Linked DNA regions of Homo sapiens: region 2 is linked to region 1. The links are chromatin loops, found by intact Hi-C in ENCODE. Cell type or tissue: heart left ventricle. All regions are shown on one strand. Links, peaks and the distances in the headings refer to the core of each region. The heading gives the core; the rest is flanking DNA. Region 1 overlaps MERTK (MER proto-oncogene, tyrosine kinase). Region 2 overlaps MERTK (MER proto-oncogene, tyrosine kinase).

Region 1 (16,568 bases), core at 9,156-14,155:
ATTTGCTTGAATTTCTATGACACACTAAGGAGGATGATTTAAAATGAAATAAAAAGATACTACCTAATTGTAGGTTTTTCTTTTCTTTCAAATTTCAAGTTTAACACCTTTGATCACACAGAAGGAGAATAAGGTAGATTGGATTGAAATGTCTCCACTAGCTTGGAGGCCTTCAAATGTGTGCCTTTAATTCTATTATCATAACTCACGGCCAAGCAAGCTCAGCCTAGTGAAATCCTAGCTCAGAGGAAACAAGAGGAAGAGGGAGTTTAGGAGGAAGAGGGATAGGAGCATTGGGCTCCAAAGAGTGATCTGCTTCTTGCTTTTCCTCTGTCTCCCTGAGTCAGTAGGTGGCAGGGAGTCAGTCAGCAGGCCCCGCTGACCTGGGAAGGACAGGGTCCATTTCCTAGATCATGCCCCAAGAAAGCCCCATCCCCAGGGCTCTTCAAGGGTTAATGAGTAGTTCACGGTGGAAGAGGGAAAAGTGAAAATAGGAACTAAGAAAGAGAAAACATTTTAGCTTGTTTTCTTCTTGGAGTAAGCAGAGCTAAACGAGTGAATGTTTATCAAAGACCTATATGCCAGGCACTTCTGAGTAATTTACTTGTATTAAATCAATAAGCCTCAACAATAGGTAGGTTCTGTAATTATCTCCACTTTTCAGAGGGGAACCCTGACACCAAAGAGGAGAAGTGAGTTGTCCAAGGTCACAAAGAACCTTGAGACAGTGAGAAAGCCAGGATCCACACCCAGGCAGCCAGCTGCAAGCTCATGCTGTACCCTCACCAGCTCCCAGAACATGCATGGGGAGCCTAGCCTTGCTGCTTACCTTTGATGTTGATCTGCACTCCCTTGGACACGGTCAGCCCTTTGTCATTGTGGGCCTCACAACTGAAGACCGCCATCTCCGTCAGGCCTGGAATGGAAGGAGACTCATGAGACCAGCAGCAGAGAAACAGGCTGCTGTTCACTACAATTCTATGGTTGTCTTTGTATTATTTTATTTCTTGGTTCATGGCTTTTGGGCATTAGTGCAAAGTTAATTTAAAAGGTGTGCTAGCTATGGAGAAACAAACCTGGGATTAAACCCAAGGCACCAAGAGCAAGGTAGCCATGGGCCCAAAAGGCAGCTGCTTTCATTTATTCAGATCCTGAATGGTGAGACATTAGGTAATAAAGCAGGATCATTTAGATTTTTACTGCAAATCGCTAGCCCCAATATCAAGGAAAGTGGGTTCTGAGGCTCACCTGATCCTGCTGCCTAACCCCCCAGTACATACAGGGCCACTATGCTATGCATATTTCAGAATACCAGAAATAGCAAAATAAAAGCCACAGTTTAAAAATCTCAGATGATGTGTTGTAATGAATCCTTTTTTAATAGTAAAAACTGGTCAATTCACAAGGATGCATCATATAAATGCAAGGCGTTATAACTAATCGAAGAGAAGACACTAGTGCTAAATGAAAAATTCTATCATTTCAGAGGTTTGAAGACATCTTTAAAAAATTGATTTATTAATTTTAAATAGGAAGACAAGTTAGCCAGATCTTGTTTTCTAATGCCATTCTCCAATAAATGGAACCAGGGCTCCTTGGAGAAATGGCTGATTCTCAGATTGGAGCAGGAAATATATAAGTCTGGAGTAAAATATAAAACAAACACAACACACAACGTACACACACACACATGCGCGTGCGCGCGCGCACACACACACACACACACACACACACACACGAGACAATGATGGGGCATGTCAAAGAGACACAGCAGCTAACTCAAAGAGTTCCCAATGGCCAAAGCTGGAACAATTTGAGCAGGAAAATAAAGTAGCTTTGGATTATAACCCAAAGAAGAAAAAAATATCCAGGAGTCTCTACTGATATCAACAAATAATTAGATAAATTGGAGAGAATAGACAAACCTTCTTGCAGAATAATTCCAAATAGTTTATTGGATATTCTGCCCTCAAAGAGGTGGAGCATAACTCCCCACTCCTTAATGGGCTGCATACAGTGACTCCTTCCAACAAGTACATTATGGAAAGAGCAAAAAAAAAAAAGAAAGAAAATTTTTGAGTGGAGAAACTGACAAACTACCTGAGCCAGATGATCAAGTGCTATATCATGTTGACAGAATGTACCCTTGGAAACAGGTGATGAAAATGTCACTTCACCTCTATGGCCTTCCTCCCGAGAACAAAAAAACCCCAGGCTAATGATGAAAAAAATACCAGTCAGTTCTAAATTGTGGGACATTCTACAAAACACCTGACCAGTGATACCTAAAACCTGTCTGTGGGGAAAAGAAAGAGAGATCAGATTGTTACTGTGTCTGTGTAGAAAGAAGTAGACATAGGAGACTCCATTTTGTTCTGTACTAAGAGAAATTCTTCGGCCTTGAGATGCTGTTAATCTGTAACCTTACCCCCAACCCCGTGCTCCCTGAAACATGTGCTGTGTCAACTCAGGGTTAAATGGATTAAGGGCTGTGCAAGATGTGCTTTGTTACACAGATGCTTGAAGGCAGCATGCTCGTTAAGAGTCATCACCACTCCCTAATCTCAAGTACCCAGGGACACAAACACTGCGGAAGGCCGCAGGGACCTCTGCCTAGGAAAGCCAGGTATTGTCCAAGGTTTCTCCCCATGTGATAGTCTGAAATATGGCCTCGTGGGAAGGGAAAGACCTGACCGTCCCCCAGCCCGACACCCGTAAAGGATCTGTGCTGAGGAGGATTAGTATAAGAGGAAGGAACGCCTCTTGGCAGTTGAGACAAGAGGAAGGCATTGCTCTCCTGCCCATCCCTGGGCAATGGAATGTCTCCGTATAAAACCCCATTGTATGTTCCATCTACTGAGATAGGGGAAAACCGCCTTAGGGCTGGAGGTAGGACATGCGGCAGCAATACTGCTCTTTAAGACATTGAGATGTTTATGTGTATGCATATCTAAAGCACAGCACTTAATTCTTTACCTTGTCTATGTTGCAGAGACCTTTGTTCACGTGTTTATCTGCTGACCTTCTCTCCACTATTATCCTATGACCCTGCCACATCCCCCTCTCCGAGAAACACCCAAGAATGATCAATAAATACTAAGGGAACTCAGAGGCCGGCAGGATCCTCCATATGCTGAACACTGGTCCCCTGGGCCACCTTATTTCTTTCTCTATACTTTATCTCTGTGTCTTTTTCTTTTCCAAGTCTCTCGTTCCACCTAAAAAGAAACACCCACAGGTGTGGAGGAGCAACCCACCCCTTCACTGTCAAGGTCATTCAAAACAAGGAAAGTTTGAGAAATTGTCACAGCCAAGAGGAGCCTAATAAGACATAGATGACTAAATGCAATGTGGTGTCCTGGATGAGATCCTGGGACAGAAAAAGGACAGGAGGTAAAAAGCTAAGGAAATATCACTAAAGTATGGACCTTAGTTAATGATGATGTATCCGTATTGGTTCATCAATTGTAGCAAATGCACCACACCAATGTAAAATGCTAACGATAGGGGAAAGTGGGGGTGGGGTTTATGGGAAATCACTGTATTATCCCCAGTGTTTTTCTATAAGTCTAAAACAATCCTAAAATTTGAAATTTTTTTTTCTTGAGGTCGAGACTCACTCTGTCATCACCCAGGCAATGGTGCAATCCCGGCTCACTACAACCTCCACCTCCCAGGTTCAAGTGATTCTCCTGCCTCGGCCTTCCAAGTAGTTGGGATTACAGGCACCTGCCACCATGCCCGGCTAATTCTGTATTTTTAGTAGAGACGGGGTATCACCATGTTGTCCAGGCTGGTCCTGAACTCCCGACCTCAGGTGATCCACCTGCCTTGGCCTCCTAAAACGCTAGGATTACAGGTGTGAGCCACCACACCCGACCTGAATGGTTATTTTTTAGAATTACAACTATACAAGTATTTACTATGTAGTTGAATCTGGAAACTTCTATATCTGTGGCACACAGAAACATCATCTGACATACAGTAGTATCTTCATAAAATTGTTGAAAATATGCCACCATTTGCTTCTTGGCAGAAAAGCTTATTTTGTGTCTTCTGTCTACATGTGTAGGAAATTTTCCATCAGATATTTTTAAACTCAAAGCTTATCACTAATAACAGTAATAAAATATTTGAAGAATGAAAGGGAAAAAAACTTGCTGAGGGAAGCACAGCAGGCATCAGCCTAGAAAAGCTGTTCCTGGTCGGATGTCTGCATGGCCACGACTGCGCCCCGGCTGCAGCCAAGTGGTCACTACATGGCAGAGAGCTGTGACTGAGAGACGCTGTAGAAAAAATGCATGTCTGATCCTTTTTATATTAGTGCTTCTCCTGAGGGGTTAAATGTGCATAAAAAAGAAAATCAGTGCTGGTGGGTTTTTGTTATTTTCCATCTAGATGGAAGGTTGTCACCAGTGTCTGCGTTTCCCTGACTACACACGGGTCCCTCAGGGAAAAGCAAACCCATACATCTCTGTCCTATGATTCGGTGGTAACCTTTCATTTCTTCAAAAATAACATGGTATTATGGAGAGGATTTGACTGCTACTTCACAGTATCTTAATTTTCAAAGACGAGGAATACTTCCCTCAGATGGGAGGAAACCCTAAGCTGGATTGCTTAATTAAATTCTCTTGAAAATTTAAAACGCCGGCCGGGTGCGGTGGCTCATGCCTGTAATCCCAGCACTTTGGGAGGCTGAGGCGGGCGGAGGTCAGGAGATTGAGGCCATCCTGGATAACACTGTGAAACGCTGTCTCTACTAAAAATACAAAAAAATTAGCCGGGCGTTGTGGCGGGCGCCTGTAGTCCCAGCTACTCGGGAAGCTGAGGCAGGAGAATGGCTGAACCTGGGAGGCGGAGCTTGCAGTGAGCCGAGATCACACCACTGCACTCCAGCCTGGGCGACAGAGCAAGACTCCATCTCAAAAAAAAAAAAAAAAAAAAAAAGAAAGAAAATTTAAAGTGCTAAGAAACAAAAACTCCTGGTAGAAGCCATCTACTTTCATATTTTGGTCACTTCTTCTCAAGTGAGGCATGAAACTGCTACTAGTTTGTGTAGTGAATTAGAAAATATTTATTGCACTGAGGAGGAATATTTCTCTCACACCCATTACACACACATCTATAAAAGGATCCCTGTGATACTCTGCCTCGGGGTCTTTATATCTTCTGCTTGTATTACTCCTAGAGAATTTTGAAAAATATACGTGGACTCTGACACATTTTGAAGTTTGCATCCTTAAATTTTTCGTAATTTAAACATCTTCAAAAAATGTAATTTGAGGTACCTTGAATATCTTGACACCAACACCCACTGTAACGACTCTTCCCCAGCAGCAAGTTTTCCACCATGACTCTTCTACCAGCCCCAAGAATTTCATCTTAATGGTACACATTTGAAAGTTTTTGCTTAAACCATGGGAACTTATTGGCAACAAAAACATATATATACCTTGAAATTGCAAAAATATTTTCTTCTGAATTGATTATACTCATTATTAGGATGCAATTAATCAAAACAATGTAAGTGATTCTTAAACATAAGTACAACTTTATTGGAAGAGCAATTTCTTTGCTGGACAAAATTTGGAATTTTCTTTTCTTTTTTTTTTTTTTTTTTTTTGAGACTGAGACTCGCTCTGTCACTCAGGCTGGAGGGCAATGGCATGATCTTGGCTCACTGCAACCTCCGCCTCCCAGGTTCAAGCGATTCTCCTGCCTCAGTCTCCCAAGTAGCTGGGATTACAGGCATGCACCACCACGCCCGGTTAATTTTTGTATTTTTAATGGAGACAGGGTTTTACCATGTTGGCCAGGCTGGTCTTGAACTCCTGACCTCAGGTGATCCACCTGCCTCAGCCTCCCAAAGTGCTGGGATTACAGGCGTGAGCCACCACGTCCAGCCAAAATTTGGAATTTTCTGTCTCTGGAAATTTCTTAACCCCAAGACAATGCACCACAGCAACCATTCTCAAAATATGGTCAAGAGACTTCTGGGGATTCCAGAGACCCCTTCTGTAGTCCTCAGAGTCAAAACTATTTTCATAATAATAATATATTGTTTGCTCTTTTAATTCTCATTATCTCAGGAATATATGATGGAATTTTCCAAAAGAATTTCCCAGAGGCTATATGATATATGATGATGCCATAGCATAGATGTATTAGCCAATGAAGTGTATGCTTGTGTATTTTTGTGTTTTAAAAGTTTTCAGTTTTAATTTCTAATTCAGTAAATATAGATAGATATGACCCACATAAACAAGAACTCTGGTTCTTGATAACTTATGACTGTAAAAGGATCTTGAGGCCAAGCACAGTGGGCTCACTCCTGTAATCCCAGCACTACAGGAGGCTGAGGCAGGAGGATTGCTTGAGTCCAGAAGTTCGAGAGTTCAAGTCCAGAAGTTGCCCCACCCTGGGGCAACATGGTGAAACCCCATCTCTACAAAAAACACAAAAATTAGCTGAGCATGGTGACATGCACCTGTATTCCCAGCTACTTGGCAGGTTGAGATGGCTGAATCACCTGAGCCTAGGAGGTTGAGGCTACAGTGAGCACTCCAGGCTGGGCGACAGAGTCAGGCTCTGTCACACACACACAAAAACAAACAAACAAAAAACCAAAAAGAAACAAACAAACAAACAAACGAAGGATCTTGAGACCAAAGCATTGAGAACTGATGCTTCATAGTGGTGATTCCAGACAAGCAAGAGAGGTCTTTTTTCTTTTGTAATGCAAGGAAGAGATGAAAGGAAAATAGGGAGGTGGAAAGGGAGAACTGGCGAAGTAACTGGACTTTGGGCACGTTGTCAAGCATTGATTTTAAGAAAGAAGATACATATAGGATGAGGATGGAGACACTGATCCCACTAAGGGGTCCATGCTCTGCTGATCACTGTTTCACAGTGAGGCCTTTAACACTTTGATTTTCATGCCTTGGCATCACTTTTAACCTTCCAGATCCTAAGCTCCCAAGTGATATGCCCATTTCAACCACCAGGCTGCATGAACTTGCAAAACCTGGCTTATATTTAGAAAAATTGGCCTTGGCTCAATCAGAAGATACAGGGAGTTACTAACTTACCTTTTTTATATATTGGAGGAGACATTGGCAGTTTAAAATTAGTCATTTGACTTCAATTATTATCAAAACTCTTAGGAAACCCTTGAATACAAACTACAAAATTACATTCCAAACTTGTCATAAGGGGAAGAGCCAGCCCTGTGGTAAAACCGGAGGTTTATTTCACTGAGATCCATTATCCAGTTATAGAACCTATAGTAGGATCCTATAGTAGCAGATTTCAGGCCCAGTGATCTTTAGTCCTAACAGGTTTATTAATGCTGAAAGGGAAACATTATCACAGAACATGACTTCAGGTCAAATGGACAGTCATTTCTCCTGTGTGTTTCTTTTCATAGTGCACCCAAGGTCAAAAAAACAATCTATAGCAAATGTCCTAGCACAAGACACCTACACCAAGTCTGAATTGCCTGGCAGTAACCACACAATGTATTAAAACAGTGTACAAGGTCAGGTGGTTGGTGCCCATAGGCCAAAGAGATACCAGTAGAGAGAAGAGGAAACTAGTTCAAACCAAAGGTAAATTTCTCCAAAACCAGACAGCACTTAGGGCCAAATATAGTCTTCTTTGCTTAATTTTTCAGCTAAACTTTAATGGCTTAATGGCACTGGCTTCCCAACTAGACACTCGTTTATAAGCCTGGATTGACCATAGCAATGAGTGTACACTAGGAGAAGACAGCTCCCTCTCACTCGCCAGTTCTCTCTGTGTGGATGAACAGTAACTACCAGACTGGAATAGACCTTGACATTTACAGCCCCAAACCCTTGTGACTTTCCAGGGAGAAAAAGCATCCAACTCCCTAAGTCTCCACCCTCCCACCCACTCTATCCTGAATGGCCCCGGGCACTGGAACCCCCACAATCTCCTGAGCCAACTCCTCTTCTAGTGGGTAGGTCGTCCCTCTTAGAGCAATTTCTCCTTTTCACCCAACTCCATTATGATGGTTCACGCCCCTCTTGCTTGGTCCTCTGCTGGTTTGAGAAAAGATATTTATGACACAGCTCTGACAGATATTTTTAAGGAACATTCAGTAACAGGATGTTCCCTTGAGAGAAGGACAATCCGAATTGCTGAGGGAGCAACTCCTAAGAGCACAGTTGAGCCAGTTCTTTGAGTTCTGGATTAAGCAATCCCGCAAATTAACTAGATAAACAATTCTGTCCCTTCTTTTTCTTTTTTCCCTAGTGTCCATCTTTCTACCAAAGGAAGCAACAAATGGAAGATCATGCTGCATAAGTGAGGTAGCTTCTTAACTTGGACCTCTCTATCTGCTCTGCTTTCATCGACTTGACAAATATTTACTGAGTATGTACTACAAGCCAGACATTTTTTCCAGAAACTTGGGATATATCCATGAATAAAACCAAGATCCCCACCCTTATAGAGCTCACATTTTCAGGGGGAGAAATGGGCAATAAATAATAACCTTGATAAGTAAGATGTATGATATATTAGAAGGTGATAAGTACTATGGAAAAACAGAAGACGATCAGAGGGTCAGGATGGGTGGGGAAGCAAGCTGTAATTTTAAATGATGGGCGGGGGGGTATCAGAGGTGGTTCCTTGAGAAATGGCCTCTGAGGAAAGAGTAGGAGTGAGGAAATGGGCCAAGTTGATACTCGGGGGCCTGGGGAGGTTCTAGGCAGAGGCAACATGTGGGAGAGGCCTTTTGCCTTTTTCTCTGAGTTGGGTAGAAAACCCAGAGCTCTGAGCAGAGGGCTGATATGATCTGACTTGTATCAGGATTGCTCCAGCGGCCACATGGAGAATAGACCTTAAGAAGGCAGGTCTCGCCGGGCGCAGTGGCTCACACCTGTAATCCCAGCACTGGCCAAGGCGGGCGGATCACGAGGTCAGGAGATCGAGACCATCCTGGCTAACACGGTGAAACCCCACCTCTATTAAAAATACAAAAAATTAGCCGGGCTAGGTGGCTGGCCCCTGTAGTCCCAGCTATTTGGGAGGCTGAGGCAGGACAATGGCGTGAACCCGGGAGGTGGAGCTTGCAGTGAGCTGAGATCACGCCACTGCACTCCAGCCTGGGTGACATAAAAAAAAAAAAAAGAAAAAAGAAAAAAAGAAGGCAGGTCTCTTAATAGCTCCAAATGTTTTTCTAATATGTAAAATGGGTATTAAAAATGCCTAACTAGCCTGGACAACATAGTGAGATCCCGTCCTACAAAAAATTTGAAAAAAGCTTCTTATCCCTGTAGTCCTAGCTACTTGGGGCGCTGAGGTAGGGGGATTTGCTTGAGTGCAGGAGTTTTGAGGTTACATTGAGTAGAGATCACGCCACTGCACATCAGCCTGGGTGACAGAGAAGACCTTGTCTCTAAACACAACAACAACAAAACTGCCTAATTATCACAGCTTGCTATGTGATTCAAAGTAATTCTTTACAGAAAGTACTGTGGGCATTATGAACTAATTTGTATAAATTCTAGTTATTACTGTTGTTTCTGTTATTACAAGGATATTAATAATTATATCCAGCTAACTAAAACAAAAGCTAGCTTAGCTGTTTCCTAGATGTGGATTTAAATATAAAATGTGTATTTTTTAAAAAAGAAAAGCCTGAAAGATCAACGCAAGCCCACCACTGTTAACAGAAAGGCAGGTCAAAATTGACAATGAGTTAGTAACTATTGCATATAAAAATAACAACACAAAAAATATAATAGGTAGCATTTCAATCATTCCTATAGGCAATCCTGGTACCAAGGGCTTTACATTCATTATTTCACTGAAACCTCATAAATGTTTTATGTAGTAGACACTGCTATTATCCCTATTTTATATACAGAAGTTGAGTAACTTGCCCAGGGATACATGACAGCAAAGTGGCATCAGTCTACATGCCAAAGCTAGAGCTCTTACCCACTAACTTTTTTTTTTTAATACTTTAAGTTCTAGGGTACATGTGCACAATGTGCAGGTTTGTTACATATGTATACATGTGCCATGTTGGTTTGCTGCATCCATCAACTCGTCATTTACATTAGGTATATCTCCTAATGCTATCCCTCCCCCCTCCCCTCACCCTATGACAGGCCCCGGTGTGTGATGTTCCCCTTTCTGTGTCCAAGTGTTCTCATTGTTCAATTCCCACCTATGAGTGAGAACATGCTTACCCACTAACTTATAAAGCACTCCACCATTGAACACCATGAAGCTAAAGCTCTTTGCAGTTCTGCTCTTTATTTTGGGATTTGGTTTTGCCCATGATAAAATTCTTTAAAAAAGAAACTTTTTATTTTGAAATAACTTTAGACTTACAAGAAGTTGCAAAAATAGCAGAGTTACTGTACATCCTTCACCCAGCTTTACCCAATGATAAGATCTTACATAACCATGGTATAATGATCAAAACCAGGAAAGTGACTTTGGTACAATATTATTAACTAAAACACAGGCCTTATTAAGATTTTACCAGTTTCTGCTTTGTTTTATTTTGGGGGGAAGAATGAGTGTATAGGTTTATGCAATTTTATGACAGGTACAGATTTGTGGCTACAGAACTGTTCCATTGCCAAAAAGAAGCTCCCTCTTCTACCCCCTTATAGAACATCCTACCCCCAAACCTAACCCCTGAAATTGTTCTGATATGTTCTCCATTAGCAAAATTTTGTCCTTTTGAGAATGTTATCTAAATGGAATTGTACAGCACGTAACCTTTGAGATTGGCTTTGTTCACTCAGAATAATGTCCTTTAGACAAAGTACTTCTTTTCATGTCCCTTAAAGAAAGCTCATACAACACAGAGGAAAAATAAAAACTTGTATCAAGAGGGAAAAGGCATATGACCTTCCTGTTCCATAAACAATGCTTGCTCAAAGCAGTCCAAACAATCGGCTATTTAAACCACTTAGCATTCCCTCAGTAGAAGGGGTCGGCAAAGTTTACTTAGGGGTCAATTTCAGATAGAATGGCGTCCCCTGGGAACACTCACTGCTTTATTTACATCAGCATGTCAGGGGCAGCTACTCTGCACAAGGCCCCCCAAAGCTGACCTCAGCACCTAGTTCCTCATACATGAATTACTGGAAGGGACTCAGGTATCAAACTAAAGCTTCCTCAAAATTAAAAAAAAATTAATTAAAAATAAGTTTTTACGTAGTTCTTTTATAATGTTACAAAACGCAGACACAAGGGAACAGTCAGCAACTAGCTGACTTTTGAGAGTAACCCCTGTGAGCCCAGCACAATCCCCACAGTCAGCAGCCTGGGCCCCACGCCCTTCCTCCCTGGACTTGTTTTAGCCCTTTGGGTCTACAGAATGGACATTAAAGATCCTGTTCTATTAATTTTACAGGACCAGCTGGAGATATAAATGAGAAAAGAGATAAGAGTTTAAATGTAAAAATAATTTTATAAATACAAGTTACTTCATTATCATGATGTCCCTTTGTCCCAGTGAAAGGACCTAAAACTCGGGGACTATTTGTAATTCATTTGTTTGCTCATTAGTTCATTCATTCATTCACATAGTTCTTATGTGCCAGGCACTGTGCTGGGTGATGGGGCTAACCTAACTAATAAATCATACATAATAATCACTTGATTAGTAAGTCTTCTTGGAGGCCTGACAAATAGATAGAGGGTTTGTTCTTCAATGCAATGGGGAAGAGGCCTTGTGAATATACAGACAAGGGGGTGACCAGGAAGGTTTTCAGAGGAGAGCCGTGATCTGTGTGTCAAGTGAACAGGGGTTTGCCAGACAATGAGAAGGCAGCTTGGCAAGAAGGCACAGTCGCTCATGGGCCTGCGAAAAGTTCATCAGGTCTCACAAGCAGGTGCCTTTGCAGGTGAGGCAGGCGGAGACCGTGGGAAAGTTAGGCTGAAGCCCCAATGGGTCTCAGACTTCAGGGTAAAATGGTAGATTTTAACCTGCATGTAGTGGGGAGTCATGCCAGGAATGAGAAGCTCTGTATTTTAGGAGAACCTCTTTAATCACAAGGTGGAGCATCACTCACTATGGTGGTGGGGTAGGGGGATGAGAACGAGAAAGATTGGACCACAGGTAAGAGGTGACAGCAACAGTCCTGGCGATGAACCAGGAAAGCCTGAATTAAGGCCATGGTGGTGGAAGGGCAGAGGAAGAAATGAGCACAATTGACATTTGAGAACAATGTACAGGGCCTGGGCACAGTGGCTCACGCCTGTAGTCCCAGCACTTTGGGAGGCCAAGGTGGGTGGATCACCTGAGATCAGGAGTTCAAGACTAGCCTGGCCAACATGGTGAAACCCCATCTCTACAAAAATACAAAAATGAGCCGGGCATGATAGTGGGTGCCTGTAATCCCAGCTGCTTGGGAGGCTGAGGCGGGAGAATCACTTGAACCCTGGAGGCAGAGGTTGCGATAAGCAGAGATCACGCCATTGCACTCCAGCCTGGGCGACAGAGCAAAACTGCATCTCAAAACAAAAAAAAAAGAGAGAACAATGTACAGATCTTGGTGATGACTGTTGGATGGGCGAGAGAGAAGAATCTGGGTAAGTTTCAGGTTTCTGGCTTGAATATATGATTACTCCTCCAGGCCTTCACTTCACTGTATAGCATGAGCTAGACCATCTTCACTATGAAACAGGCATTTAATAAATACTGTCACTAAGAAAAATAAAGTCAGCAGCCCCACTTTCCAAACCCTTCACAAATAGGAAAACTGCCTGAGCAGTGCGGTATACTGCGTATTGATTTAGAAACTAGAATTTCGACTCAGCAGTTTAAGTAAGAGTTCTTCATTTACAGACACATTTGTCACTACTCTAAAAACTCTAGAACAGCTGGTGAAATGTTAGTGAGGATTTCCATCATCATGGTTCAGTTTTTGGTTTTTGGTACCCGATGGCCCCTGATGGAGAGTGAATTCATCATGCACACCCACATTCAGAAGCACCTTCTGGTGAATGCTGCCGCAAGTGCTCTCCTACTGGTCATTTCTACAACTACCATGTTCCAGGCACTGAACCAGACCCCTGAATATGTGGCCAAAAAATCCTTCAGTTCCTGCCTTCAAGAGCCCCCCTGGTCTCATGGAAACAGGCAGAGGCGTAAATCAGATATTCTGACAGATGAGAGTATTTGCCATCAGACTGGCAAAAAGTCAAGACTGAATACTGTGTGTATGTGATATAGGGCACATATTACCATATTCCACTAAAAAGATTGCCAACTTGCAAGGCCTTTTTGGAGGGAGATTAGAATGTATTAAAATTTAAAATATGTTCACTTTTCCCTTCAACTCCCATTTAGATATCCCTCCTAAAGAAATACTGGTGGTGCTCGCTTTGGTAGCACATACACTAAAACTGGAACAATAACAGGGAAGATTAGTGTGGAGCCATTGCCCTGACAGCATGTGGTACTGTGGATTCCATGAGTGTGTACAGTGGGAAAGCAACAACACTCGGTTCCACCACCCCGTGCACTGGTCAGCTGGACAAACTCAGACAGGTATCTACCCTGGATAGACTTTACAGAGTTTTAGAAGACGAAAATGAACATTTTTGGAGCCTAAGTTTTGGCTCATTTGTTGGATCAGTGCATGTAAGAATTTGGTGAGATGCAAATGAACAAATAGTTCTTGTTCCTGTGACCAACAGGCTGTATGCTACAGTTCTATTCTGACTGTTCAGATTTTTAAGGATGATTGGATTAGGCTGCCCTGCTGTCTGGGTCTGTCTCCTAAACTTTTCAGATCATCATGTAATTCCAATGACTCTTTTAAAGGGTACTGATGATATGAACACTGTCAGATTGATTCCAGCTAAACCTAGTAGTCCACCTTGAGAATTTTCACGTAACACCCTGGAAAAAAACGTGAGCCCAAGTCTTCTCTACCAAAGAAAAAAAAAAGCTTCAAATTTTAAAAAGTAAAATTAAATTGTAAAGAACTTGAAATGCAAAATAGGTGGTCGTTGTAAGGGTGTAACTGACCTTTTAGAAATAAATCAGATCTCCAAGCTAAGACAAACTACAGCCTTGGGTATTAAAATAGTTTGCACATCTTGTCACAAAAACACACTTCTAATTTTGAGAAAACATACAGAAAAGTTCTAGACAAACAGAGATGGACAGATTTTGTCCCTATTTTTATAAAACATACAAAAATCTATTTTCTATTTACTAATAGTAAATAATTGGGAAATAAAATCAAATATGCTATTTATTAGTACATAAGTACTAAATTAATGCATTCTGATTGGCTGTACACTGTTGATGAAAATGTAAATTGGCATAGCCATTAAGGAAAATAGTTTGGAGGTTCCTCAGAAAATTAAAAATAGAACTACCATATGATTCATCAATTCCCATACTGGGTATATATATCCAAAGGAAATGGTATGAGGATCTCAAAGAGGTATCTGTGGTCCCATATTCATTGCAGCATTATTCATAATAGCTTAGACACGGAAACAATGTAAGTGTCCATAAACAGATAAATGGATTAAAAAATTATGGTATATATATATATATATATATATATATGGGAATATTATTCAGCGTGTACAAAAAAGAAAATCCTGGCATTTATGACAACATGGATGAAACTGGAAGACATTATGCTAAGTGAATAAACCAGACAAAGAAAAGAAAAACTACTGCATGGTCTCACTTACATGTGCAATCTAAAAAAGTTAAACTCACAGAAACAAAGAATAGAACCGTGGTTTAAAAGGGTGGGTGGAGGTGGGTGAGGACTTGGTCAAAAGGTAGAAAGTTTTAGTCCACAGGATGAATAAGTTCTAGAGATCTAATGTACAGCACAGTTAACAAAATTGCACAGTATACTGGAAATTTGCTAAGAGGGTAGATCTTAAGTGTTCTCATCCTCCTACATGCCCTCCCCTGTCGCCTCCCTCCCTCCCCGCCCCCCGAACTCCGCCACAAATGGTAACTATGTGAAAAGATAGCTATATTAATGAGCTTGGCTGGAATAATCAGTTCACTATGTATTTCAAAACATTACATTGTATACCTTAAGTACATACAATTCCAATTTTAAAATAAAAAAAAATTTAACAAATGACTTGTAAGACCTCTACAACAAAAACTACAAAAATTGCTGAGAGAAATTAAAGAAGACCTAAATAAATGAAGAGATATAATGTATTCATTGATTGGAAGGCTCAATATTGTCAAGATGTCTTTTTCTTCTAAACTTATCTATAAAAACAATACGATTGCAGACAAAATCACAGCAGGTATTTTTGTGTAAACATTGTCAAGTGGATTCTAGGATTTTTATAGAATTGGGCAAAAGACCTGAAGTGACGCTTCACCAAAAAAGAGACATGACTGATTAATAAGCACAAGAAGAGACACTAAAATCTTCTCTAAGTCTTGTCTAAAATTAGACATCAGGGAAATGAAATGCAAACTAAAACCACAATAATCTACTAGATTTCAAATCCACTAAATGTCTACACTTAAGAAGACTGACCAAATCAAATGTTGGTAAACATATCGATGAGCAACTGGAACTCTCTCATCCACTGTTGCTGGAATGAAAGATGGCACAATCACTTTGGAAAACCATTTGGTAGTTTCTTTAAAAGTTAAACATATGAAGCAGCAATTCCTCTCCTAGGCATTTATCCAAGACAAAATAAAAACATATGTCCTCCAAAAGACTTGCACTCAAATATTCATAGCTGCTTTATTCATAATAGCCAACTGCCACAAATATCCAAAATGTTTACCAAACAAATGGATAAACCAAATTAACACATTAATACAACAGAGTACTATATCAGCAATAAAAAATGATGTACTGGCCAGGCACGGTGGCTTATGCCTGTAATCCCAGCAATTTAGGAGGTGGAGGCGGTCGGATCATTTAAGGTCAGGAATTCGAGACCAGCCTGACCAACATGCTGAAACCCTGTCTCTACTTAAATACAAAAAGTAGCCAGGCGTAGTGGCAGGTGCCTGTAATTCGGCTACTCAGGAGGCTGAGGCAGGAGAATCGCTTGAACCCAGGAGGTGGAGCTTGCAGTAAGCCAAGATTGAGCCACTGCACTCCAGCCTGGGCAACAGAGCAAGACTCCTTCTGAAAATAAAAATAAAAATAAAGATGATGTACTAGTGATAAAACATCATGGATGAATCTCAAAGATATCATGTTGAGTGGAAGAAGCCACGGAAAGTATGTATGACACAAAAAAGTACATACTTTATATTCCATTTTTTGAAGTTCAAGAACAGGCAAAATTATTCTATGATGACAGATATAAGAACAGAATTGCCTATGGGAGATGGTGACCCACTGGAAGGGATCATGAAGGACTTTCTGAAGTGATGGCAATATTCTATATCTTGACCGAGGTGGTAGCTACATGGGTGTCTACACTTAGGAAAACTCACTGAGTTGTACAACTGAATTCTATGCACTTAATTGTATGTCAATTTTACCTCAATGAAAATAAGTCTTTATGGGATTTCAGAGTGATCATCCTATAAAGGGTAGAGT
Region 2 (11,117 bases), core at 2,739-7,738, 60 kb before region 1:
ATTCAAAGTACAAAACTTCTTCCTAAGGAAGTGTTGTGAAAACTTAGGGAAAAGCCTTTATGATTTTCACTGCTGTCTTTAAGAGGAGCTGACGTACACATAACTCTAGGTCCAAAGCTAGCTGATGGCTGGGGAAGGATCACAAGGGTCACACCTTGCATTCCTACCGAGTGAGAGAGTGAAGGTAAAACTGGAGTCATAAGGGAAAGCTTTGGAAGCCAACCAGACTCTCAGATACAGAGGCAGTGAAAACTCCCAAACACCCAGCCATATTTCCATCTTCGGAGCAAGCCACACCATCCCCCGCTGACTGCAGCTTCCTTGCCTATCTAAACAGGAACAGGTCCTCTCACTAACCCTGCAAAGACCAAACACCATGAGGTCCAAACCCTTCCAGGATAGCCGAGGACTCTTACATGCAGTTTCGAGCAGCTAAATCTCGATGAAGAAAATTCCTGTTGCTCAGATACTCCATTCCCAGGGCAATATCCACCATGAACTTCAATAGTGTCTGCAGAGGAATATGCTAGATGATAGAGGAAACAAGAAGAAAGACTATCTTTTAAAAAGGAAAACTTGCAAGCAGTTTCTGCCGGGGGGGGAAAGGATGCTTTAATTTATTACAGTGTAGTGATGAAATAAGGAAACAAATCTTTTATTTCCATATCACTAATATCACAAATAAGGTTTTTAAAAAGGAATGAGAAAAACCTTAAACTTCTTGGCAAACATCATATTCTCTTTTCCCCATCTTTAAAAGTATTTACAGTGAATGACATTGTTTCTTTTTAGAAGGTATGAGGTCAAACGTGATCCTTCCGTGTATCCTTCAGAGTGGGACAGAGCACACGCATTGCACAGAGGAGGGAAAGGGACAGGTGGTCTGGCTTCAGCAGCGGCGAGGTGTGTGTGTGTGTGTGTGTCAGGGGTCTAATGTTTCGGAGGGGAAAAGTCCACTTAGGATGAGCTGTTTCCAATTAGGCACCCCTATCTGCTACCATTTTACTACGAAATGTTTTGAAAGATACTCGTTTCTTCTAAACAGAAATTAGGAGAGTCTTCACCAATTATCACAGGACCAAAGCACCACAAGTACATATTCAGGAATTTTCATTTTGCTCCCGTAGGCCCTGCCTATAAGTTTCAACAGTCTAGTGTTTTCTCTAGCTTATAAAAATCAAACTAGATTGCTGTGTTAGAAAACCAGCCACTGTTGGAATCAGTTATGAGGATGACTGCTGATAAAACTTCCATGTAGTAATTAAGTGTTTTAGTGCAATCATGGCCCTGCAGAAAAGGATTTGCACAAGTCCCTGGCAGTCATGAATGGGTCCATCCATTATGTACCCTCCCCAAGGCACTGAATTTGCCATGGCTTCCTTTCCAAACATGAGTTTTCCAAAATGGTACTCATTTTGGAAAGACATTGCATTTTCAATGATTTTATACTCCAAGACACATGTCAATTACATACTGTATAAATAAATGAAATGTCTTAATCTTTAAGTATGGAAGTTTTATGCCTCTATTCTGTATTATTTGGGTATTTGGTTTTCTAGATACTGATTTCCAGGAAAGGATTTGGGTCATAAGAAATATTGCATCTTGCTGTCATTCATGAAGATGTAATGAGTATCAGGTACTATTCATTTGTGCTGTTTTTTCCTAGAACACTTCTGTTATTCCTGGAGACTGTGACCAAAAGTCACTTAAAAAATAATTGTATAGCAGAATTAATAAATGAGTTCAGCAAGGTTGTAGGATACAAGATGGACATACAAAAATCAACTGTATTTTTATATACTAGTGATGAATAATCTGAAAATGAAATTAAGAAAATTCTTTCTTCTCCTCCTCCTTCTTCTTGTGTAGGAGCTGTTTTAATAGCTTGGGCTACAAATGCAATTGTAGCCCTTTAATTTCTCAATTAATTCCTCAAGCACCCACCTAGCCAACTCTGGAACTGTGCTACTTCTGGGCTTTATTGCATGAGATCCTGTATCTCCGTTGAAAGTCATTTTGAGTTGGGTTTTGTATTACATGCTGGTGAAGTCATTCTACTTGTTGTAGAACCTAAACATTGACCCCAACTTCTCTTTCCTGTTTTATCACCCCTCCTCCTATCCTTCCATTGCTTTGCTGTTGCCATGTGAGACAATCTGCTTTTCTTAAAACATAGGTATGCTCCCAGATCATTTGGTCTTTGCTCATTCTGATCTTGTGTGCTGCTCTTAATTTTCCACTGTACTCCTCCTACCACTCTTTTGAGGATATCCATGATGGCAGTGTGGAATTTTTTTTTTTTTGAGACGAAGTCGTGCTCTGTCACCCAGACTGGAGTGGTGCAGTGGCGCGATCTGAGCTCACTGCAAACTCTCCCTCCCAGGTTCAAGCGATTCTCCTGCCTCAGCCTCCCAAGTAGCTGGTATTACAGGCATGCACCACCACGCCCGGGTAATTTTTATGTTTTTAGTAGAGATGGGGTTTCTCCATGTTGGCCAGGCCAGTCTCAAACTCCTTGAAAGGTGAAGCCAGCTGGACTTTCTGGGTTGAGTGGGGACTTAGAGAACTTTTCTGTCTAGCTAGAGGATTGTAAATGCACCAATCAGTGCTCCGTGTCTAGCTAAAGGATTGTAAATGCACCATTCAGCACTCTGTAAAAACGCATCAATTGGTGCTCTGTGTCTAGCCAAAGGACTGTAAATGCACCAATCAGCACTCTGTGTCTAGCTAGAGGGTTGTAAATGCACCAATCAGCACTCTGTAAAATGGACCAATCAGCACTCTGTAAAATGGACTAATCAGCAGGATGTGGGTGGGGACAAATAAGGGAATAAAAGCTGGCCACCCCCAGCCAGCAGTGGCAACCCGCTTGAGTCCCCTTCCACACTGTAGAAGCTTTGTTCTTTCACTCTTCACAATAAATCTTGCTGCTGCTCACTCTTTGGGTCCATGCCATCTTTAAGAGCTGTAACACTCACTGCAAAGGTCCGCGGCTTCATTCTTGAAGTCAGCGAGACCAAGAACCCACCAGAAGGAACCAACTCCGGACACATCCTGACCTCAGGTGATCCACCCGCCTTGGCCTCCCAAACTGCTGGGATTACAGGCGTGAGCCACCACACCCAGTCAGCAGTGTAGAATATTTTAAACATTTCTCCAGTCAGAACTCATTTCTTCCCTGAAGCTCTAGCAGGCTGCTCACATCACTGTGTGATGCATATGTTATTACAGCCTATCTCCCTTTGTACTATCGATCTCCATGAGAACTGGGGGTCATGTCTCATCATCTACCTGTCTGCCCTGCACAGCTCCAGAGACAATGTCTGCCCTGGGCAGAGTGGCACTATGGGTCCAGCACCCTAGCCCTCCTGGAGAAGCATGTTTAAATACATTGATATTGGGCCATCGCAGTATCAAATGCACTGATAATAGTCTTGGGCTGCTCTAGCAGGAGCAGGAGCTATTTATTCCAGGCAGCAAAGAAAAGATCTGAATAAAAGCTTGATTTTTCTGTTTGTCTATGCACTTTGTGTCTTCCACCTTATCTGTGGCTACTAAGCAACAAAATAGGAAACTACATTCCTTTTTATCTTTTTAATACTTGAAAGTTATTTTCCATCATTGAAAATACACTTGTATTTTTTTGCAAATGGAAACTATTCATCAGTCAGTAAAATGTTGTGTACTTGTTTCCCTTACTTGTTATTTTGTTCAAAAGGATATAAGATTACAGCAGAACTTTTGCCAGACACAGATAAGCTGATTCTAAAGTTTCAGTGGAAGGGCAATGAAACCAGAATAGTTAAAACAATTCTGAAAAAGTAGAACAAAGTAGGAAGAATCACACTGGGTGATTTTAAGATTTATAACAAGCTTCAGTAATCAAGACAATGTGATAGGGGCAAAGGATGGGCACAGAGTTTAATGAAACAGAACAGAGGACTCAGAAATGTACAACCAACTGCTTTTAGACAAAGGTACAAGAGCAACTCAATGGATTAAGGACAGTCTTTTCATGGATTAAGATAGTCTTTTGCTATTGGTCATCTATACGCAAAAAAAGCAAACCTTAAACTAAATCTCAAACCCTATACAAAAAATAACTCAGAATTGGTCATATACTTAAATGTAAAATGTAAAAGAACATAATCTTTAGAAAAGAAATAGGAGAAAATCTTTTTACTAGGGGTTAGGCAAAGAGTTCTTAGACATGAGAGCAAAAGCATGACTCATTAAAAAAAAACTGATAAATTGGGCTTTATCAAAATTAAAATATTTTTGCCCGTGTTAAGAGAATGCAATGACAAGCTACAAACTTGGAAAACAGTCTCTGGAAACCACATATCCAACAAAAGAACTATATTTAGAACATATAAAGAACTCTCAAAATATGACGAGAAAATCAACAACTCAATTAAAAAATAAACAAAATACTTGAACAACAGACACTCATCAAAGCGGATGTAAGGATGGCAAATAAGCACATGGCAAGATGCTCAACATCATTAGTCATTCGGGAAATGCAAATAAAAACCATGATGAGATATCACTCTACATCAATCAGGACAGCTATAAGGAAAAACCAGAAAAGCCAGCAACAATATTAAGTCCTAATAAGAATGGGGAGCACTGCATTTCTCACACACTGCTGGTGAGAATGTAAAATGGAATGGCCTCTCTGGAAAACAGTTCTTATAAGGTTAAATATGCACTTACCATATGACCCAGCATCCTACTCTTGGGCATTTACTTTAGAAAAATGAAGACTTCATCCACAAATCTGTACATGAATTTTATAGCAGTCTCATTCATGATTGCTAAAACCTAGAAACAACCCATATGTCCCTAAACAGGTGAAAAGATAAACTGTGGTAGAAGCATACAATGGAATACTACACAGCAATAAAGAAGGAATGAACTATTGATATACACAGCTTGGTTGGATCTCAAAGACATAATGCTGAGTGAAGGAAGCCAGTCTCAAAAGGTTATAAAATGGCCGGGTGCAGTGGCTCACACCTGTAATCCCAGCATTTTGGGAGGCCAAAGCGGGTGGATCATTTAAGGTCAGAAGTTTGAGACCAGCCTGACCAACATGGTGAAACCCCGTCTCTAGTACAAATACAAAAAAAATTAGCCAGGCGTGGTGGCAGGCGCCTGTAGTCCCAGCTACTCAGGAGGCTAAGGCAGGAGAATTGCTAGAACCCGGGAGGCATAGGTGGCAGTGAGCCAAGATTGTGCCCCTGCACTCCAGCCTGGGTGACAGAGTGAGACTCTGTCTCAAAAAGAAAAAAAAAAAAGGTTATAAATGTATGACTCCATTTATGTAACATTCTTGAATAGACAAAACTATTTGGGCCACCAAATAGCCCTGTGTATTTTTAATCTTTTTTGCTACAAAATGCACTCTTGTACAATAACATGAAATTTCCACACCCCCAAGAAATTATTAGAAAAATTATACAACGTAACAGCTAGGCACGGTGGCTCACGCCTGTCATCCCAGCACTTCGGGAGGCCGAGGCGGCTGATCACTTGAGGTCGGGAGTTTGAGACCAGCCTGACCAACATGGAGAAACCCTGTCTCTACTAAAAATACAAAATTAGCCAGGCATGGCCGGGCACGGTGGCTCATGCCTGTAATCCCAGCACTTTGGGAGGCCGAAGTGGGCAGATCACAAGGTCAGGAGATCGAGACCATCCTGGCTAAAACAGTGAAACCCCGTCTCTACTAAAAATACAAAAAATTAGCTGGGTGTGGTGGCGGGCACCTTTAATCCCAGGTACTCGGGAGGCTGAGGCAGGAGAATGGCGTGAACCCAGGAGGTGGAGCTTGCAGTGAGCTGAGATCACGCCACTGCACTCCAGCCTGGGCGACAGAGCGAGACTCTGTCTCAAAAAAAAAAAAAAAAAATAAGCCAGGCATGATAGCGCATGCCTGTAATCCCAGCTACTCAGGAAGCTGAGGCAGGAGAATCACTTGAACCCGGGAGGCGGAGGCTGTGGTGAGCCGAGATTGAGCCATGGCACTCCAGCCTGGACAACAAGAGTGAAATTCCATCCCCCCGCCACCACCCCCCTCCCAAATTATACAACGTACCATAAATTAAATGTGAGTAAAATCACCCATCAACATGAAACAAAACCCACTGAAATGATGTGGTGCCGCCACTCACAGGGATCTGTGTGGGGGCTGCCCTGCTGGAGAGGGGTGCACACAGAATGGGGCAGTCAGAAGAGCATTGAAGGCTCACAGTCTGCAGCCTGGGGGCCAATCCTGCTTTCACCATGGCCCCCTGTGCCTCAGTTTCCTCAGCTTAGATTCCACTAGTAACTACTTTTTAGGGCTGTTGTGCCACTGGTGCATTAATACATACAAAATACAGGCTGGCCTATGCTACATGCTTGAGAAAGGTTAGCCACTGTCATCCCAGGGGCAAGTGTGTATGTAGTGACGTGAAGGCCATGAGAAATGTAGGCATTGAGTGAACAATGAGAGATGAATGTCTGAAATCGCCAACAATTGTACTAAGGTGTTGGGAATTGTGGGTAATTTTTTATCCTTTTACAGACTTCCTATAATGCAATCATCTTTCTTTTTGGGGGAAAAAGAGAAGGAAAATACTCAGCCCTGTCTATTATATTTTCTGTGTAGGACTAGGCCCCTCACCTCTTTGGAAGAGTCTCGGTGATTTTATAACAGCTGTGTGATGCAGCTGCAGCCTCCTGTCTCTACGGTTAGTACTCATGTTGGTGAAAGACAAGTGCATTCTCATGGAAGAGAACAGGAGTACATGTGGGCATGGGGCCAGGGGGGAACTGGAAAAAAGAAAGGGGGCCACTCTCCTGTCCTGATCACTTAAGCTGTCCCTAGGAAGAAGAGAAAGAGTAAAAGGGGGAAAAAAAGCAAAGCAAAAGTACCCTCCCCTCCATCACACACAGGCGTAAGATACCAACAACGTCAGCTGGAAGTGGAAAAGGAGGCTCCAGCATGTGCTGACCCTAAATTGGGTCTCACATTTTTGCCTATTTGTTTCAGCTTTCCCAAATTTTAAATAAAGGGCTGTTTCTACAGATGGACCTGTCTCTTGGGATGAGGACTAGTGTTTTTCTAAGCCGACTTCCCCCATGAAGGCCCTCAGTTGTCATTCTTGTCATCATGGTTCACTGTAACTCTATCAGTCACCTGTGACTTGTGGTTATTAAGTTCATAAGTTACCGGAGGTCGGGGCACTTCAGTCTGAGGTTCCGCTTCTCTCTAGTTTCTCCATGCTGGAAGGATTCAGGGCAGGGGTTGCTGCCCCTCTTAGGGGCACTGCTGAGGCAAGCAAGCTGGCCTACCAATTCCCAACACATCTTCTGATCCTGAGGATGGATACGCTCATGACAAAGAGAAGATGAATGGAGGGAGCATGTTCACCCTCAGTGAACAACTAGAAAGCAACTCCATGCAGCCTCCACCGGGGAACTGAAAGGCACCCTGCATCCAGAGATGTTATAATGAACAAGCCAAGAAGAGGGGACTCCAAAAACAAGAAGCTTCTCTGACAGCACATGGGGCCCAAACATCTTTTAGAAGGAATGTGGCTTCCCTGACATGAAGATGCTCAATGACTGGGTGTGGGGGTGGGGGGGAAGTGAATGCACATTTCTGTGTGTGGCTTCCCTGACATGAGGATGCTCAGTGACTGATGTGGGGGGCGGGGGGAAGGGAATGCACATTTCTCTGCACAATCCCTCCTTCTAAACAGCAGACCCCACAGCATATGGGGCTTCATATTCCAATCACCACCTCTGATCTATCTGCCAACATTCTCCAGGTTACTGAAACGAAGAAGTCCTGGCCCTGCCACCATGAGGTTCTGCATCTGTGCGCAGACACCACACCCCCCAGTCTAGTTACCTTGCACACTTCCTGCCCCTATGCCCCCACTGGGCTCTGCCTGGCCCACTGGGCATTTGAGCCCCTGTGCTCCTGGTGCCCATAGCTCCCTCACTGTGAATAACCAATTGTCTGTCTCCTGTTCTCCTCTCACTCACCACCAGCAGCTCAGCTCCATGGGGCAGGAACCACATCTGTCATGTTCCCTCCAGTGTCCCCAGAGCTCAGTGCCCACCTTAGAGTCAGCACTTGTTCACAGAGTGAACTAATGAACTTAATAAACCTTGTTTTTTTTATTTTTTTCAGATGGAGTCTCACTCTGTCGCCCAGGCTGGATTGCAGTGGCGTGATCTTGGCTCACTGCAACCTCAGCCTTCCTAGTTCAAATGATTCTCCTGCTTCAGCCTCCCAAGTAGCTGGGATTACTGGTGCCTGCCACCACACCTGGCTAATTTTTGTATTTTTTCATGAGAGATGGGGTTTCACCATGTTGGTCAGGCTGGTCTCGAACTGACCTCAAGTGATTCCCCCGCCTCAGCCTCCCAATGTGCTGGGATTACAGGCATGAGCCACCGCACCTGGGCAGAACTTAATAAACTTCCTTTGGTTAATAGTTTGTGAGTGAGTCCCATGGCACTGCTTCACTTGGAAAAGCGACCTGGCTGACCCTAGGCCACTGTCACCCCAGGTTTGTAGATACAGGGGAGTGTGCAGAACTCCACCACACTGGTGCTGCATGGGACATTTTCCCCTGTGTTTTGTCTGCAGAGCCAGTGGGAGTGAGTTTTCATGGTCCCTAAGAACTAATTTCCTTGCACTTTCATCCTGTGGACTCATCAGACCATCAAGCAAGAGCAGCAAGAATTCTTTCCTGGAGCCATCGCTGATGCAGTGAAGGAAGCAGTTGTTCCTAATTGCACCACTGCACTCAGCGGTCCTCATACTGATGGCAGCTAAAGGGACAAAGGTGGGGTGTGTCCGAGAATGCCAAGGTGTAGACTGGGTGGTTCGGTTCCTTCCCAGGACCTGTGGTTTCTTACAGCTGTGATTAAGGGCAGTGATGATCTGGAGTGACTTTTGCCTTTTGCCCAGTCAGAGAATGACTGTTGACAGAGGCCAGCCACACCCTGTTCCCACATGTGTCCCAACCAGAACCCCGCAGGATCGCTGCCTTTTGCAACAGAGAAGATGCGTGCAAGGCAGGAAGGGGCGTCCTGCTTAGCTGGGCATGTAGTCAGGACACACACCGCCTGCTCGCAGTCTACCGTTTGTCCACAAAACATAACAGGAGGATACTGTTTTTGTTTCAGATAAGGAGGCCTAGGAAATGAAAGATACAATGTCCCCAGTGGCTATGATTCCTTAACGCTACAGCCCTCAAAGTCAATACTGAAAATTGACCCTGAAGAAAGGCAAGCGTCTCCATGGTCCTAAATTTCCTAGATGATCCGTAACTGCCTCTACAGCTACATCCAACATTCCCAGGGCTTCACAGTGCTCATGGTGGGTAAGTCAACATAGGGAGTAAAATGTTACAAACAGTTTTCAGAATGTCAGTTGTGCAGTCTTCTTGGTCACCAACACTTCTTCAAAGGTTGAAATCCAGAATGAGCTCTGTAAAATTTCTTTTAGGAGAGCCACCTTCAATGGCCTTCCCATAGTCTGCAAGCTCTGGGGAGTATGCGGCCATGAGGGTTGTGAAGTGCAGAACCAGGAGCCTGGGCCACCCAACTCAAGTTGGTAAGGCTTTGTCCATAAGACTGTGCACGCAGCCACTTACCCACCATAAAGCAGGATAATAATACCTGGAGCAGGCCTGCTGTGAGGATAGACCCCACATTTCAACCCTGGACACACAGGGAGCACTGAACAAAAGTCAACGTCCTCTCCTTCCTGGCTTCACTTTCAAGATTAGATGATTTGGTTGTCCTGGCTAAGTCACATAAGCCCTGAGAAGTGTTCAGGGGTAACACAAGGAGATCATTACCTTTGGTCCTGTCTCCAATCGGGAATAAAGTAAGTAAGTATGCAGGTCCCCGTATTTCATGAAGGGTAAAATTACCATGGGCTTTGGGATGCCTTGAGAGCTCATTTCTATACACACACCTGAAATTACAAACACAGCATCAATTACAAAGAGTCCTTGTTACTGTGACCAGAAAAGCCCTCGTGGACCACTGGAAAAACTGAAGCCGTGTGTTACCAAGTTAACAGTTTGAAAAAATCAAGAGCGCCTAACTCACACTCTGTTCTAGAAAATGGAACACACACAGGGTCCACTACTGGTATTTTTCCCCCTTTCAGATTAATGAGGGCATGAGGGCTGTCACAAATTAAACTGTAACAAGTATAGCCATCTAGAAACCTAGGAATTTCTGTTCCACTGAGTCTGAGGGGTAGTGACCCCATAAGATTTTTGTTTCAGATAAGGAGGCCTAGGAAATGAAAGACACAATGTCCCCAGTGGCTATGATTCCTTAACGCTACAACCCTCAAAGTCAATACTGAACTAGTATTGAACTAGGGCGAACTAGTTTCATGTGATAGATATTTAATCACGTGAAGAAGTCCACTGCAAATGCTTAAACTATTACAATAACTTTGAAGGGCTATAGGTAAAATTCACATCCCTAAATTTTAACAGTTTTGCAAAAGAGAAGCTATAATATCATTTATCATGGAATCTGAGAGCCAGAGGCTATCACCTGATCCCATGCTTGCAAAGCTCCTGCACTCTGTGGTGTGATCACAAAGTGCAATTGTTCTCATAGTCGGCTGAAGCCAATAGCAGTGAATGAATAACAGTAGCTTATTTGACATAATACTGTATACAAACATTGATTTTCACATCTCTCTGCAGTGCCAATCATATGAAACTTTGAAAGATCCCAAAAGAACTTAGCATGTATGCAGTCACAGGATGGCAAAGCAAAAACAAAACACCAAGGTCAGCAGAAAATTCAATTATTTCCAGGTTACTCTTCTCTCTTGGGACAGAGCCACTTACACAGCATCCACTCCATACTTAATCTCCTCTTTTGTAATTTTTGGCTAATGGAGCTGCAAAGCCAAATTACGTTAAATCATGTTCTATGGAACTGTTAAATCATATTCCATGAAATCATCAATGTATCATGATCTTAAGAAATCAGTACTTTCAAACAGGTTAATAAATTATTTCTCAAAGATAAACCTACGGAATTTGCCTACTTTTTCACCTTTATCCCACTGC

The links. Peaks named below come from ENCODE experiments on the same cell type or tissue, not always from the same donor. Only the 100,000 strongest peaks of a DNase experiment are listed, where the experiment ranks them.
Region 2: a loop joins it to region 1, with 2.4 times the contacts of the local background. A loop is called at or near these places in 3 of 110 quality-filtered maps.

The regions. Positions count from the first base shown.
Region 1 is chr2:111,949,539-111,966,106 of GRCh38, reverse strand. MERTK (MER proto-oncogene, tyrosine kinase) reads right to left here. Exons shown (of 19, transcript NM_006343.3): 5 at 830-916. It also overlaps the pseudogene SLC30A6P1. Among named protein-coding and RNA genes, the nearest start is that of MERTK, 59 kb to the right of the region's middle. In heart left ventricle, for the core only: no CTCF peak of the experiment used is centred there; a DNase peak (open chromatin) is centred at 11,321; H3K27ac peaks cover 319 bases.
Region 2 is chr2:112,008,822-112,019,938 of GRCh38, reverse strand. It overlaps MERTK (MER proto-oncogene, tyrosine kinase), which reads right to left. Exons shown (of 19, transcript NM_006343.3): 15 at 9,873-9,991; 16 at 417-526. Among named protein-coding and RNA genes, the nearest start is that of TMEM87B, 41 kb to the left of the region's middle. In heart left ventricle, for the core only: no CTCF peak of the experiment used is centred there; no DNase peak of the experiment used is centred there.